Regions from separate parts of the Homo sapiens genome. Here region 2 is linked to region 1. The links are chromatin contacts, found by Hi-C in ENCODE. All regions are on one chromosome and are shown on one strand. Each heading gives the region's core, a stretch centred on a gene start or an enhancer-like site at or near the end of the contact. The rest is flanking DNA. Distances are from core to core; before and after follow the strand shown. Region 1 holds the start of RBBP6 (RB binding protein 6, ubiquitin ligase). Region 2 holds the start of THUMPD1 (THUMP domain 1 NAT10 acetyltransferase adaptor).

Region 1 (6,521 bases), core at 885-3,384:
AAAGACTGCTTGTCACATTTATCTACTGTTAAGTTCCCAATATTATCAAAATACTTTTGAAAAGGAGAAAGAATCTAACGATTCTTATCAGTGGCTTATTTGTACTCTATGGTAGCAGCCTATTTTTCAGTACCTTAGTATCAACAGTCACGTAAAATCTAGCAACTACTACTTTAAAAAAAATCAGTACTTTTGATCTTCACCGAATTGATAAAGCTTAAGAGTAATGTGATGAACTAACAGTTTAACTACTTAATTGCCGTATTACTAATTCTGGAATTGACACACAAGACAAGAGCGGTGACATCAGAACATTTCAAGATCCAAAAACAATTCCAATACTGATTAAATCCTCAAAAATATTAAAGTTCAGATCCCTTATCCACAACACAGGCAAGCAACTCCAAATAAATAAATGCGAGGAGGGAGGAAGGCAGGACATAAAATTTGCCATCAAACTCCACAATGTTGTTAGGTTAGAAAATTGTTTTTTTGGTTTTTTTTTTGTTTTTTTTTTTGCTGATTGAACAAACAAGCTTTGCACAGGCTCTCCTGCCCTCCTGATGGAAAATAAGTTAGAAAACGCCCTAAGACAAGCACTCAAAGAGTCTAGATAGCTATCCCCCTCTCCTCCCTCCCTCATTTTAAAAAACAGCGAGAAGAATAATCAGGCTTCCACGTTTTGGGTTAGCCTGTTACAGATGACCCAAGTATGCAGAAATAAAATAAACCAGTGAAACTCCAAGGCCAACTGCTGCAAACCTTGGCTATCAATGAAAGTTGTATCCAAAGTACTAGAACGAACAGTCCCCACTAGAGACATAATGGCGGTTAGCTTCCTGCCAGGCACCTTCTAGCTAGTATCTCTCTCCAGCCACCAAATATCTTAAGACCAAGCGGCCCTTACCTTCTTTCGTCTGCGCATTGGTGATCTGCAGGTCGCAGTCGGCAGCTTTCAGCTTCTCTCTCCCCATAATCTGCTTCTTTAAGTCGCAGAGGGAGATGTGGAGCCCATCAAAGGTGACGGTATCATAGTTGAGTTTAGAGGAAAATTTATAATGCACACAGGACATGGTGCCAAGGGATTCCTAAGGTTCAGCGAGGAGACGTGGACACTCTCAATATACGTATATTTATAAACTTTAAGAGCAAAATATGTACACACAAAACACTCAAAGACACCGAAGGACCCTAAGGCCTCAGATTAAATACCCCCCAACCACAAGCAGGGGTTCGTCAGAACAATAATCCAGAGACCCCCCGATACTCAGAATCACTTCATGGGGGAGGAGGAGGACGAGGACGGGGAAGAGGGGAAATCGAGAATCCGCCAACGGGCACAATGTCACCCGGCTGGGTCCCCCTCGCTCATGCTAAGGGGCCGGCAGAGACGGGGGGATTGGCGGTGCAGTCAGTAGCGGTCAGTCCACACGTTAAGAGTCCGAGCGACCCCACGGGGTCAGGGGTCCATAGCGCGGCCGCACCTCCCGGCGGGTCTCTCTCTCCGTGGATTGGGGTGACCCAGGCCCCGGGAGAAGGTTGAGGGGAGAGGGCCTAGGCCCGGAGTCCACGAGCGGCCTCACGCCTCCTCCTGGCTTCCGGACGACCGGCGTCAGCTTCCCCAGGCCCAGGCCCAGGCCCCCACCGCACACAAACCCCTGGCGCCTGCTCCCCGGAGGCCACGAGCGGCCCCACGGCCTAGGCCGAAAACGCGCGGTCGGCGGAGGAGAGGCCTTCCCGCAGGCCGCCCCCGGCTCCGCCTCCCCCCGCCGCCGCCGCCGCCTCGGACACAAAGCCGGCGCTAGGCCTCGGCGAGGCCTCGGAGCACTTCCTCACCACCCCGGGCCCCAGCCGGCGGCCGGGTGGCTTCGGCGGACCCCGGGGACACCGCCGAGGCTCCCTGACGCTTCTTCTCGCCGGATCCTCCGCGCTTCGCTCGCCTTTCGTTTCCGTCGCCTTGAGGCCCGGAACCGCGAGAACACGCCCGCAAGCTGCTGGGCAGCGGCTAGGGCTTCTCCGGCTCCCTTTTTGTGTTGGCCCCCTGCCGCTCGGGGGCTCTCACCGAGCGGCGGCGACACCTCCAAGCCAGGTACTATGGCGGACGCGGCCTGGCTTCGGACGAGCGCCCCACTGCGGGGTCTCTTAAGCAGGGATTGCACGGGCGGCGCGCGCGAGGCGGGGCTGGCGTGCGCGGATAGGCGGGCCGAGAGGCGGGGCGGCTGACGTCACAAAGCGCACGGCCCGCCCACGTGACCCCGCGCTTTGTGACTCCAAAGCGCGGAAACTGAAAGAGCAGGGACAACGGGAAGAACCATCTGCTTCAAAAGGGAGGGGGGTTGCGCGTCAGGAGGACCGGCTCACAGGGAGGCTCGGTGGGGAGAGCTCGCCTTGCAGGGGCTGCGTGCAGTTTCCACTGCAAAGTGGCTTGCCTAGGGGTGGCCGGCTAACTCCCCCTTCCCCACAGGCCCCGTCAGCTCCTCTAAGCCTCCCAATTTAAGTGAGCATTATGGTTGCTACGCAGAAAACTATGGTTGCTATGCAAGCGCTCCCTAGCTGCTGCTTCCAATAAACTGGCTACCCTATACTCTTGACAAGTGGAAATCGTGGAGCAGCCGCTGCCAAGAACTGATAACAGCCACCAGCACCATACAGATTTATTGAGCTCTTACTATGTGCTAGGCACAGGGCTGATCGCATAACAACATTGCCAGGCTCAGCAGCCACGTTGTCTGGGTTGGATCCCTGGCTGTGGGGGCTCTAGATTTAACCCCTCTGTGCCTGGGTCTCCTTGGCTGTAAAATGCCATTAAAAATAGTACTTGGTTTACTTGGATTAAATAAATGCACATAAATCCATAGTCTAAGACCATGCCGGTGCATTGACGTGGCTCAATGCACCGAAATATTAATAGCTGTAGCTCAATAAATGTCAATTTAACAACAAAAACCCTACGTGGTCAACATGACATTATTTCCGATTTATAGATGATGGAACTGAAGCTAGCAATCATGTACTTTCTGAATTTGCAGAAGGGGATGCCTGCTCAGTGGCAGGGTCCCGATTCCATTCCTAAGCGCAAATGCCAGGAACAGTGACAAGAACCCCCTCAGTAGATTGGAATTTTTTTTTTCCTTTGGGCATGGGGACGTTATTACATTCAGAAAAAATCATAATATAATAAAATTACATTCATAAACGATAGTTATTATCGTTTACAATCCATGTTCCTCATCCTCTCTGAATTTTACAGGCTAGGCTCAGTGAATTTAGGCAACTGAGAATAAGATCCTATAGCCGAGAAGTAGCAGAGTTTCCCAGGGACTTCCTGCAAGCACACTCCAAATTCTTACTGAACTTGATTTAAAATTAATCACCATCCTGCCAGAAAAGCCTTCCTAAGGCCATCTTTTTAAAATAAGATGGCGATCTTTCTCTATCCCTTTAGTCTTTTCTTCCTAGCACTTGCAGATAGTTGACAGTTACACATTTACTTTTTAATTATCTATCTCCCCCAACCCCTACCTTCGGCTGACAATAGGAATCTTATCTTTATATTTGTTTTTGCTGTATCCTCAGCTCTTAGAACATAGTAGGTGCTCAATAAATACGTGCTGAATAACTGGATACATTTTTACGTGATCCATAGAGATGTCGTGGCAATAAAATTTTGGCCGTAGTCAAGGGCAGCTCTAGAGATACCATTACAATTTAACTCAACCACACACATCAGTACTTTTCATATATAACAAGTTTCTTCCACTTTTACCTCTTTGTTATTTCACCAAAAACTTATTGCTGCCAGGTCCTCTTCAGGTTGGTTGCTTTTTTCTTAAAAGCCTCTGTGTGAATGAAAGGGCGAGGGCTATCTCTAGTGAAAGAAAAACTCGACGAGAAAATTGCAAGCCGTCATGGAATTCACTCCGAAGCGGTGAATCTGTTCCTTTTGCCCGTCTGTGGCCGACCCCTTTATATACTGAATGCCTAATTTAATCAGCGTGGTGCATCATGGGATCTCAAAGTGGGCCACACCCTCAGGATATGACAGAGTGGATCATAACCTAATCTGCAGGGGGGGATGTCCTTGGAAAGAATGTTGTCTATTGGTCCAACCGTTCTCATCTGCCAAAAACTTTGTTCAACCTTGATATTCTCACTTACAGAGGCCTCACTTCATATCACATCAAACAGGTCAAAATGCATTCACCACCTGCAATAAGCCTATGACTTGAGTTGCCTGACTAATTGACACAATGCTACATTTGGTCCATTTCACTGAATTCCTTTACTAATCTTCATTTTGCAGTTTTCTTTTTTTAAAAAAAAAACTTTTTATTTTCTTTTTTCTTCAGTGAGCTGAATTGTAAATTTTGCCGTTTTCTTTGGGTAATATGGAGCTGGTCTCCCTGACGCTTCTCTCCCTACCAATATTTTTGTAAGCCCTGAAAAAGCCTTTTGTACTATCCTACAGTGAATGAAGCATTCCTGTCTAAGCTTCTCATAATGTAACAATTCTGGAGCTCCCATGTCCCAGGATTTCAAACCTTTGTCATTCTCAAACCCAGTATAGCCTCATACCATTGACCATAGACAGTTAGTAAACCCCTTAACTTATTTTCTTATGTCAAAATTCAGTTCCAGCAAGCGGAATTGGGAGATCCAAGGAGCTCTGCCTGCCTGCTGTCTGTAGTGAACTACTCAAGCTCAGGAAGTCGGAATGAGATCTATTTCATGGAGGCTGTTCTCTTTTTGTTTGTTTAATTATTAGTAGTATTATTTTGGAGTCCGGGTCTTGCTCTGTCACCCAGGCTGGAGTGCAGTGGTGCAATCACAGTTCACTGTAACTTTGAACTCCTGGGATCAAGTAATCCTCCTGCTTCAGGCTCCTGAGTAGCTGGGACTATAGGCTTGTGCCAACATGCTCAGCTAATTTTTAGTTTTTTCAGTAGTGTCAGAGCCTCACTATGCTACCCACCCTGGTCTCAAACTCACGGCCTCAAGCAGTCCTCCCGCCTTGGCCTCCCAAAGTGCTGGGGTTACAGGACTGAGCTTGTGCCTGGTCCCACGGAAGCTGTTCTATGCTTGTATATTGAATGTAATCTTAAAAATGCACTAACAAGGCCAGGCATGGTGGCTCACGCCTGTAATCCCATTACTTTGGGAGGCCCAGGTGGGTGGATCACCTGAGGTTAGGATTTCAAGACCAGCCTCGTCAACGTGGTGAAACTCTGTCTCTACTAAAAATACAAAAATCAGCCTGGCGCACTGGCGCACACCTGTAATCCCAGCTACTGGGGAGGCTGAGGCAGGAGAATCACTTGAACCCAGGAGGCGGAGGTTGTGGTGAGCCGAGATCTTGCCACTGCACTCCAGCCTGGGTGACAGAACGAGACTGTACCTCAAAAAAAAAAAAAAAAAAAAATAGTTCTAAGCCTCTGTGTTGTCAGTCCAATTCACAGAAGGTAGATACATCCCTTACATCACACTGTATTTTCTCCAGAGAGTTGATTGCTTTTATGTTGCCTTTCTATTTTATTTAATATTTCAGCCTACAGTTGTTGGGGTATTTTTTATTTTTTTGCAGTTTATGTAATACAGCCCATCGACCGGCAGGGTGCTGTGGCTCATGTCTGTAATACCAGTACTTTGGGAGGCTGAGGTGGGAGGATAGCTTGAGCCGGGGAGTTTGAGGCAGCAGTGAGCTATGATCGTGCCACTGCACTCCAGCCTAAGCAACAAAGGGAGAACCTGTCTCCAAACAAACAAACAAAAGTCCATTGACCTTTCTCCCTTTATGGTTTTTGCTTTTGCTTTGAGAAATGGCTTGTAGCCCACTCAGCACTCACCTTAGATATTTTTTTGCTATATTTCCTTCCAGTTTATATATAGCTTCATGATTTTAAACTCCATAATCAATCTGATTTTTTTTGGTATATAGGGTATAATATAGAATGAAGATCACTGTATTCCCTTTTTCATTGTGAAGTATATTGTTAATAAAGAGTCCATGAGTGGTGGCTCACACCTGTAATCTTAGCACTTTGGGAGGCCAAGGTGGGAGTATCACTTGAGCCCAGGAGTTTGAGACCAGCCTGGGCAATATGGCGAAAACCCATCTCTACAAAAAATTAATAACTTAATCAGGCATGGTGTCGCATGCCTATGGTACCAGCTACTCAGAAGACTGAGGTGGGAGGATTGCTTGAGCCTGGGAGGTTGAGGCTACAATGAGCTGTGATTGTGCCACTGCACTCCAGCCTGGGTGACAGAGTGAGACCCTGTATCAAAAAATAAATAAATAAATAAATAAATAGAAAAGGGACAAAATATATATCTCGCTCTGTTGTCCAGGCTGGAGTACAGTGAGACAATCTCGGCTCACTGCAACCTCCACCTCCCGGGTTCAAGCGATTCTCTTGCCTCAGCCTCTCGAGTCACTGGGATTACAGTTCAGCACCACGCCGGACTAATTTTTGTATTTTTGGTAGAGACGGGGTTTCACCACTTTGGCCAGGCTGGTCTCA
Region 2 (6,579 bases), core at 827-3,326, 3.8 Mb after region 1:
TAACTTGTTATCTGTATGCTAATATTTGATATCCTAAGGACAGGTGGCAGAGTGTGGGCAACTGAAACCCAGCCAGCAGAAGAGAGAGAGATTTGGGGGAAGGCCAATGCCAGTGTCATGACACTGCTCTTCACAAACAACTGAGGACTTCTAGAAATCTCTGCTGTGCAGTGTCCACCAAAGAAATTCTGAAAATTAAATGCTGTATTGAATACACAGGTAAAAGCAAACAATAAGATGATAAAATTTTTGGACATAGTGGTAGATCTGGGGTTAGAACCTAGGGTTTATTGACTGTGAATTCGGTGTCCCTTTCAAAATATCAGATTACATCTTTTAGGGCTTTGTAGGAACTCAAATCTGCTAAGAGGTTTGTACCTGAAGAGTAGTATGAGAAGCACTTGTTTTTTAAACACATTCTTCAAAAGTGGCATCTTCAATGATTTTTAAAAAGACAGTAACATGATAAGTTGCCAAGACTATGGATAAAAGGCCGCAACGAAAGCAGCATGAAACAACACCAGCCAACATCCTTGGTTTTAAGTGAAATAGAAACATAGCCTGGAAAATTGAGGCTGAAATGGAATTTACTGGAAGCCTTTTGAGTAACTGTTCTATGTGGGAAATGCGCGAGGGGAAAAAACAAGACAAAATACGGCCAGGCGCGGTGGCTCACGCCTGTAATCTCAGCACTTTGGGAGGCCGAGGCGGGTGGATCACGAGGTCAGGAGATTGAGACCATCCTGACTGACACGGTAAAACCCCGTCTCTACTAAAAATAAAAAATATTAGCCGGGCGTGGTGGCGGGCGCCTGTAGTCCCAGCTACTCGGGAGGGAGGCAGGAGAATGGGGTGAACCTGGGAGGCGGAGCTTGCAGTGAGCCCAGATCGCACCACTGCACTCCAGCCTGGGCGACAGAGCGAGACTCCATCTCAAAAAAAAAAAAAAAAAATAGACAAACATACAATACCTTTGGGGGTAAACAACCTTTATCCCACGTAAATGGCAATGCAGATATAATAAGCAAATGATATAGTAAGCAAATTGCAATGGGAAGGGGAGAAGGGAAAAAAAAAAAATATATATATATATATATATATTTACACGCACCAGACTATGTTGGATTCATCACCAGACCGGGAAGCAACAGCCTGGGCTCCAGAGTCAGCCACTTGTCCGTGCACAGAGGAGGAGGGGTCTCAAGAAGCTTCCGTGTGGCCTGGGACCCTGGCTCATTTTTTTTTTTTTTTTGAGACAGAGCCTCGCTTTGTTGCCAGGCTGGAGTGCAATGGCACGATCTCGGCTTACTGCAACCGCCGCTTCCCGAGTTCGAGTGATTCCCCTGCCTCAGCCTCCCGAGTAGTTGGGACTACAGGTGCGCGCCACCACGCCTGGCTAATTTTTTGCATTTTAGTAGAGATGTTGGTCAGGATGGTCTCCATCTCCTGACCTCGTGATCTGCCTGCCTTGGCCTCCCAAAGTGCTGGGATTACAGGCGTGAGCCACCGTGCCCGGCCGACCCTGGCTCTTTTTGTAATGCGTTGATTGGCATGAGGCCCAGTCACGAGGGCCCTTCTCGACTGGGCTCAAGGAACACATAAAGGTCAACTTGTTTCTGTGATTGTCTGTTTTTCAATAACTCAAGTACAGGTACAGAGTTATCTGTAACAGTGCTGGATGAATGAATGCCTCAAGGGGCTCATGCAACCTGTTACGGGACTTGACCATTGTGTCCACGTTCAATTGAGTTCAAATTTAATATTTAACTTTTCCTCCACAGTAGCTGGCAGAATTATAGGGAAGGCTGGAGGAACAGGTACCAAGGTTGGGTGGAAGAAGCTATATGGCTGGAGCCAGCTTCAAGGGCTTGAGGAGCCACCGACACCACTTCCAGAATGGCTGCTATGCTGCCTCTACTGGATTCAGGTTGCAGTCGGGAGGCGGGGCAGGAGGCGGGGCTTGGGCGGGTATCACTCCACCCCTTTCACGATTGCAGACCGGCCTTAGGACCTGGCGCAGCACGGAATGAGGCTTCGAGGCCGGCTAGGGGAGGCCGTCGCTCATATCCGACGTCACCAGTTCGCGCCGGCGATAGACGAGGACGCCAACAGCAGCGGAGAAACGTTTCTCTTTCCTCTCAGTTTGCGCACACCATGGCGGCCCCTGCCCAGCAGACTACTCAGCCTGGCGGCGGGAAGCGCAAAGGCAAGGCTCAGTATGTGCTGGCCAAGCGCGCTCGGCGCTGCGACGCTGGCGGGCCCCGTCAGCTAGAGCCCGGGCTACAGGGCATCCTCATCACCTGCAATATGAACGAGCGCAAGTGCGTGGAGGAGGCCTACAGCCTCCTCAACGAATACGGCGACGACATGTATGGGCCAGAAAAGGTACCGGTCCCGGGGTGGGCGGGCGGGCCGGCTGCCAGGCCTTGCGGGAGGAGGGAAGGGTGGAGGGATGGCTGCTGGTATGGGCATGCGCGCCTCGGGTCGTCGGCGTGACGGCTGTAGGGGCGTGGCCTCGCCGGCGTTTCCGTCCCTAGTCCTGAGACGCTCGCAGACTTCGGTGCTATCGGTTTTGTGCTTGAAGTGCTTGCACCTTTTCTTGCCATCAGTAACCACGGTAGCTCCCATTACTTTTATTTTTATTTTTGTGAGACAGGGTCTCGCTCTGTTGCCGAGGCTGGAGTGCAGTGGCGTGATGATAGCTCAGGGAAGCCTCGACTTCTCCTGTCTCAGCCTCCAGAGTAGCTGGGACTATGAGTGCGCGCCACCACTCTCGGCTAAGTTTTGTAAATTGTAGATAAGGGGTCTCACTGTTTGGCCCAGGGTAGTCCTAAACCCTACACTCAAGCGATCCTCCCGTCTCTGCCTCTCAAGGTGCTGAGATTACAGGCGCGAGCCACTGAGCCCGGCCTACCTCCCACTTAAGGATTGCTCATTGAGGGCCAGGCGGTGTGCTGAAGCTCTTTCAGAAACACATTTTTCATGACAGCCTCGTGAAGTTGGAGTAATAATGTGTTTACCTGAAGCAATAATATTTCTGAAATAATAGGTTTACTACTAATGCTAGTTACTGCACTTAAAATACATTTTAGAACGTAAAAACTTTTACCAATATCACCTAAAGTCTTAGTGTTTGGAAATCATATTACTGGCTTAGAATCTGGACCAATACACACACGCACACTGAGGGATTAAATGAAGAAGGGTAATACAGAGGGAATTTAAATTCACGGCTCATCCTCTACTAGCTTGGGGACTCGGACATGGGCACATTATTTGATGCTGCTGAGCTAGATAAAAAAGAGAATACTTTAAGACTGGCTAGTGAGTTGCTTATGTACATAAAATACATACTGGTATGTAATAAAGTTTCTGTAAATGTATACAATTATTATTGTGCCTGACTGGCAATTTCGTTGGGCACTAGGGGGCAGAGAGCTGGGCAACAAGCACATATCCTGTCTACTCCTGTACTTTAAGCAAATTCTTTTTTTGGAAGCGGTCTTGCTCTGTCACCCAAGGTGGAGGTTGGAGTACAGTGGCATGCTCTTGCTCACTGCAACTTCCACCTCCGGGGCTGAAGCAGTCCTCCTGCCTCAGTCCCCGAGTAGCAGGGACTGCAGGCATGTGCCACCATGCCCGACTAATTTTTTGTATTTTTTGTAGAGACGGGTTCTCAGGCCATGTTGTCCAGGCTGGTGTCAAATTCCTAGGCTCAAGGGATCCGCCCACCTCTGCCCCCTAAAGTACTGGGATTACAGGCATGAGCCACCATGCTTGGCCAAAATTATTGAACAATGTATTTCTGTGCCTTGTTCCTTAATAGAACAAGAGTAAGGGTTTTTAATTCCACAGGTATTTGGTCTAATCTCACCAAAAGGACAGTGTCGTGTGAGGCACACAGATACCTGGTCAACGTGTTAAGGTCCACCCTAAAATGATTGATCTGGTCAGCACGTTTCTCTCTGCCTCAAACTGTCAGGATGCTTTTGAAAACATTTTCAAATTTTACATTCTATAGTCTGCGGGAATTCCCTCTTCCTCCACATTTTTTTTTTTTTTTTAATTTTTTTGAGACAGAGTCTTGCTCTGTCACCCAGGCTGGAGTGCAGTGGTGCAATCTCAGCTCACTGCAATATCTGCCTTCTGGGTTCAAGCGATTCTCCTGCCTCAGCCTCCTGAGTAGCTGGGATTACAGGCGTCTGCCACCACATCGGGCTAATTTTTGTATTTTTAGTAGAGACAAGGTTTCACCATGTTGGCTAGGCTGGTCTCGAACTTCTGACCTCAGGTGATCTGCTTGCCTCTGCCTCCCAGAGTGCTGGGATTATGGGCATGAGCCACCACTTCCGGCCTTGCTCCACGTTTTGAAGGGTGTGGTGTCCCAGCTTCGTAAAAAAAGCTTTATTATCAATACTGAGTCAGCTGGGCATGGTAGCTCACACCTGTAATCCCAGCACTTTGGGAGGCTGAGGCGAGTGGATCACCTGAGGAGTTTAAGACCAGCCTGACCAACATGGCGAAACCCCATCTCTACTAAAAATACAAAAATTAGCTGTGTGTAGTGGCATGCGCCTGTAATCACAGCTACTTGGGAGGCTGAGGCAGGAAAATTGGTTGAACCCAGGAGGCGGAGGTTGCAGCAAGTCAAGATCGCACCACTGCACTCCAGCCTGGGAGGCAAAGCGAGACTCCATCTTTAGAAAAAAAAAAAAAATCAATACTGAGCCACCTGCCGCCAGGGACTTCACATAAATAATTACTTATAGTGTTTAAATGTGAGCTGTTGTGTCATTTCTGCTCATTAGTTTTATGCAAACAGTTTACAGACAAGGATCAGCAGCCCTCTGGAAGTGAGGGAGAGGATGATGATGCGGAGGCTGCCTTGAAGAAAGAAGTTGGTGACATTAAGGCATCTACAGAGATGAGGTTAAGAAGATTCCAGTCAGTGGAAAGTGGAGCAAATAACGTTGTCTTCATCAGGACACTTGGGATAGGTGTGACAAATACTTGCTAAGATTATCGATCTCATAACATCTGGGTATCTTCCTGTCTCAGGGAATACTGCTTACAAAATGGCTTCTTGGGCATGACTCAGTTAATCATTTGATGGCAGCTTCTGTACACTGTATTAGCAGTTGGCCTGTGGAGAGGTAGAATGGGGTGGTGGACGTAGCATTGGCTTATGAGTGGAAACCTGGCTTTGCTGCTTCCTTCGTATATAACTTAAGGCAGAACTAGAGTGCCAGTTCTGTGTAAATAAGGGGCAGCTGCTACTCAGCTCCAGCCAGTTGTTGCTCTTTGGGAATGCAGGGCCAGGTATTTGAATTTCTCAAAAGAAGTTTGAAATCTGGAGTTTTTTTGTTTTTCAGTGTGGTCAACTAATTTACAAATTTTCGGAGCAGCCCCAAATATACTTGTATGTAGGCAAGTTGCAGCCTGAGGACCTCCCTTTCATGATGTTGTGCCCAGCATGGTTCTGGGATTCCTCTTGGGTCTGAGATTTAGACTTGTGTGCTAACTTAGCTAATGGATTAATTACATCTTTTAAAGTGACTCACAGAATTTTTTTTTTTTTTTTTTGTAAAAAAGTGTGTACTGTTTAATGTACTCTGTTGTTACAGGAAAACAACAGCATGGTGTTACGGTTGGATAACTCAGGACATCACAAAAATGTTAACAACGGTGTCTACCTAAACAGTCATTTCTAGTGCAAGCAGTAATAATGATGAAAAGTTAAAATATATTAGATACATTATAGTACGTATTAGGCACTGAAGAAATACTGTTTGGAAAGAATGACTAGGTAGATTCATTTAAAATTCATTATGAGAATTTCTTCTGTCAACTTATGTCATTGCCAGTGAAAATTCATTTTAGAGTTCGATCTTTAAGATGTCTGAGAAATTATCTTCTTAACTTTTTTTTTTTCTTAAGAGCCTGAGAAATTGGTGCATCATATTCTCCAGGATATGTACAAAACCAAGAAAAAGAAGACTCGAGTTATTTTGCGAATGTTACCCATCTCAGGCACATGCAAGGCTTTTTTAGAAGATATGAAAAAATATGCAGAAACATTTTTGGAACCCTGGTTTAAAGCTCCAAACAAAGGGACATTTCAGATTGTGTACAAATCTCGAAATAACAGTCATGTGAATAGAGAAGAAGTTATCAGAGAATTGGCAGGTATGTTTCTCTTAGTGATTTTCCATAGGCATTCAATGGTAAATACTTGTTTTTTAAGGATTTTTTTCTTTTTAAAGATTTAAGGCTTACATTTTTGAGTGTAGAACAAATATATTAAAATGTTCTTAAAATAGTATTAAATCAACTGATTTCAATATGTCGGATATGAGATTTTCTGGTAGTTAGATAAAAGTCTTTTTTAACTCGAAATTGAATTTTGTTTGGAAAAAAATTCTTATTAAATGTTGTAGGGTTTCATTTGTGTTTATTTATTGTAAGGGTTCAGATTATTTGAAGTCCACATAGAAGAGTGGATTACTGTATGTCTTGTTTTAACAAGAAACAGAGACAAAAGATTTTTTGTATCTATCAGATGTAATGGTATCCTCCTCA

The links. Hi-C counts contacts between places; a loop is a spot of excess contacts on that map. Pooled maps may share reads with other maps.
Region 2: a map of B cell shows a loop between it and region 1 (26-fold over the local background). The contact joins the promoter of THUMPD1 here to the promoter of RBBP6 in region 1. A Hi-C loop is called at or near these places in 4 of 168 maps with a recorded cell type or tissue (B cell, CD4-positive, alpha-beta T cell, CD8-positive, alpha-beta T cell and 1 more), 1 of 37 single-sample maps with no recorded cell type and 11 of 50 pooled maps.

The regions. Positions count from the first base shown.
Region 1 is chr16:24,535,179-24,541,699 of GRCh38, reverse strand. RBBP6 (RB binding protein 6, ubiquitin ligase) reads right to left here and starts at 2,134. Exons shown (of 18, transcript NM_006910.5): 1 at 908-2,134. The coding sequence starts at 1,073. RefSeq lists enhancers at 484-1,476, 1,477-2,471, 3,898-4,192 and silencers at 1,688-1,867, 2,138-2,187.
Region 2 is chr16:20,737,315-20,743,893 of GRCh38, reverse strand. It overlaps THUMPD1 (THUMP domain 1 NAT10 acetyltransferase adaptor), which reads left to right and starts at 2,076. Exons shown (of 4, transcript NM_017736.5): 1 at 2,076-2,385; 2 at 4,823-4,997; 3 at 5,938-6,186. The coding sequence starts at 2,155. It also overlaps a transcript of ACSM3 not described here. RefSeq lists enhancers at 2,001-2,270, 2,281-2,330, 2,631-2,770, 2,801-2,890.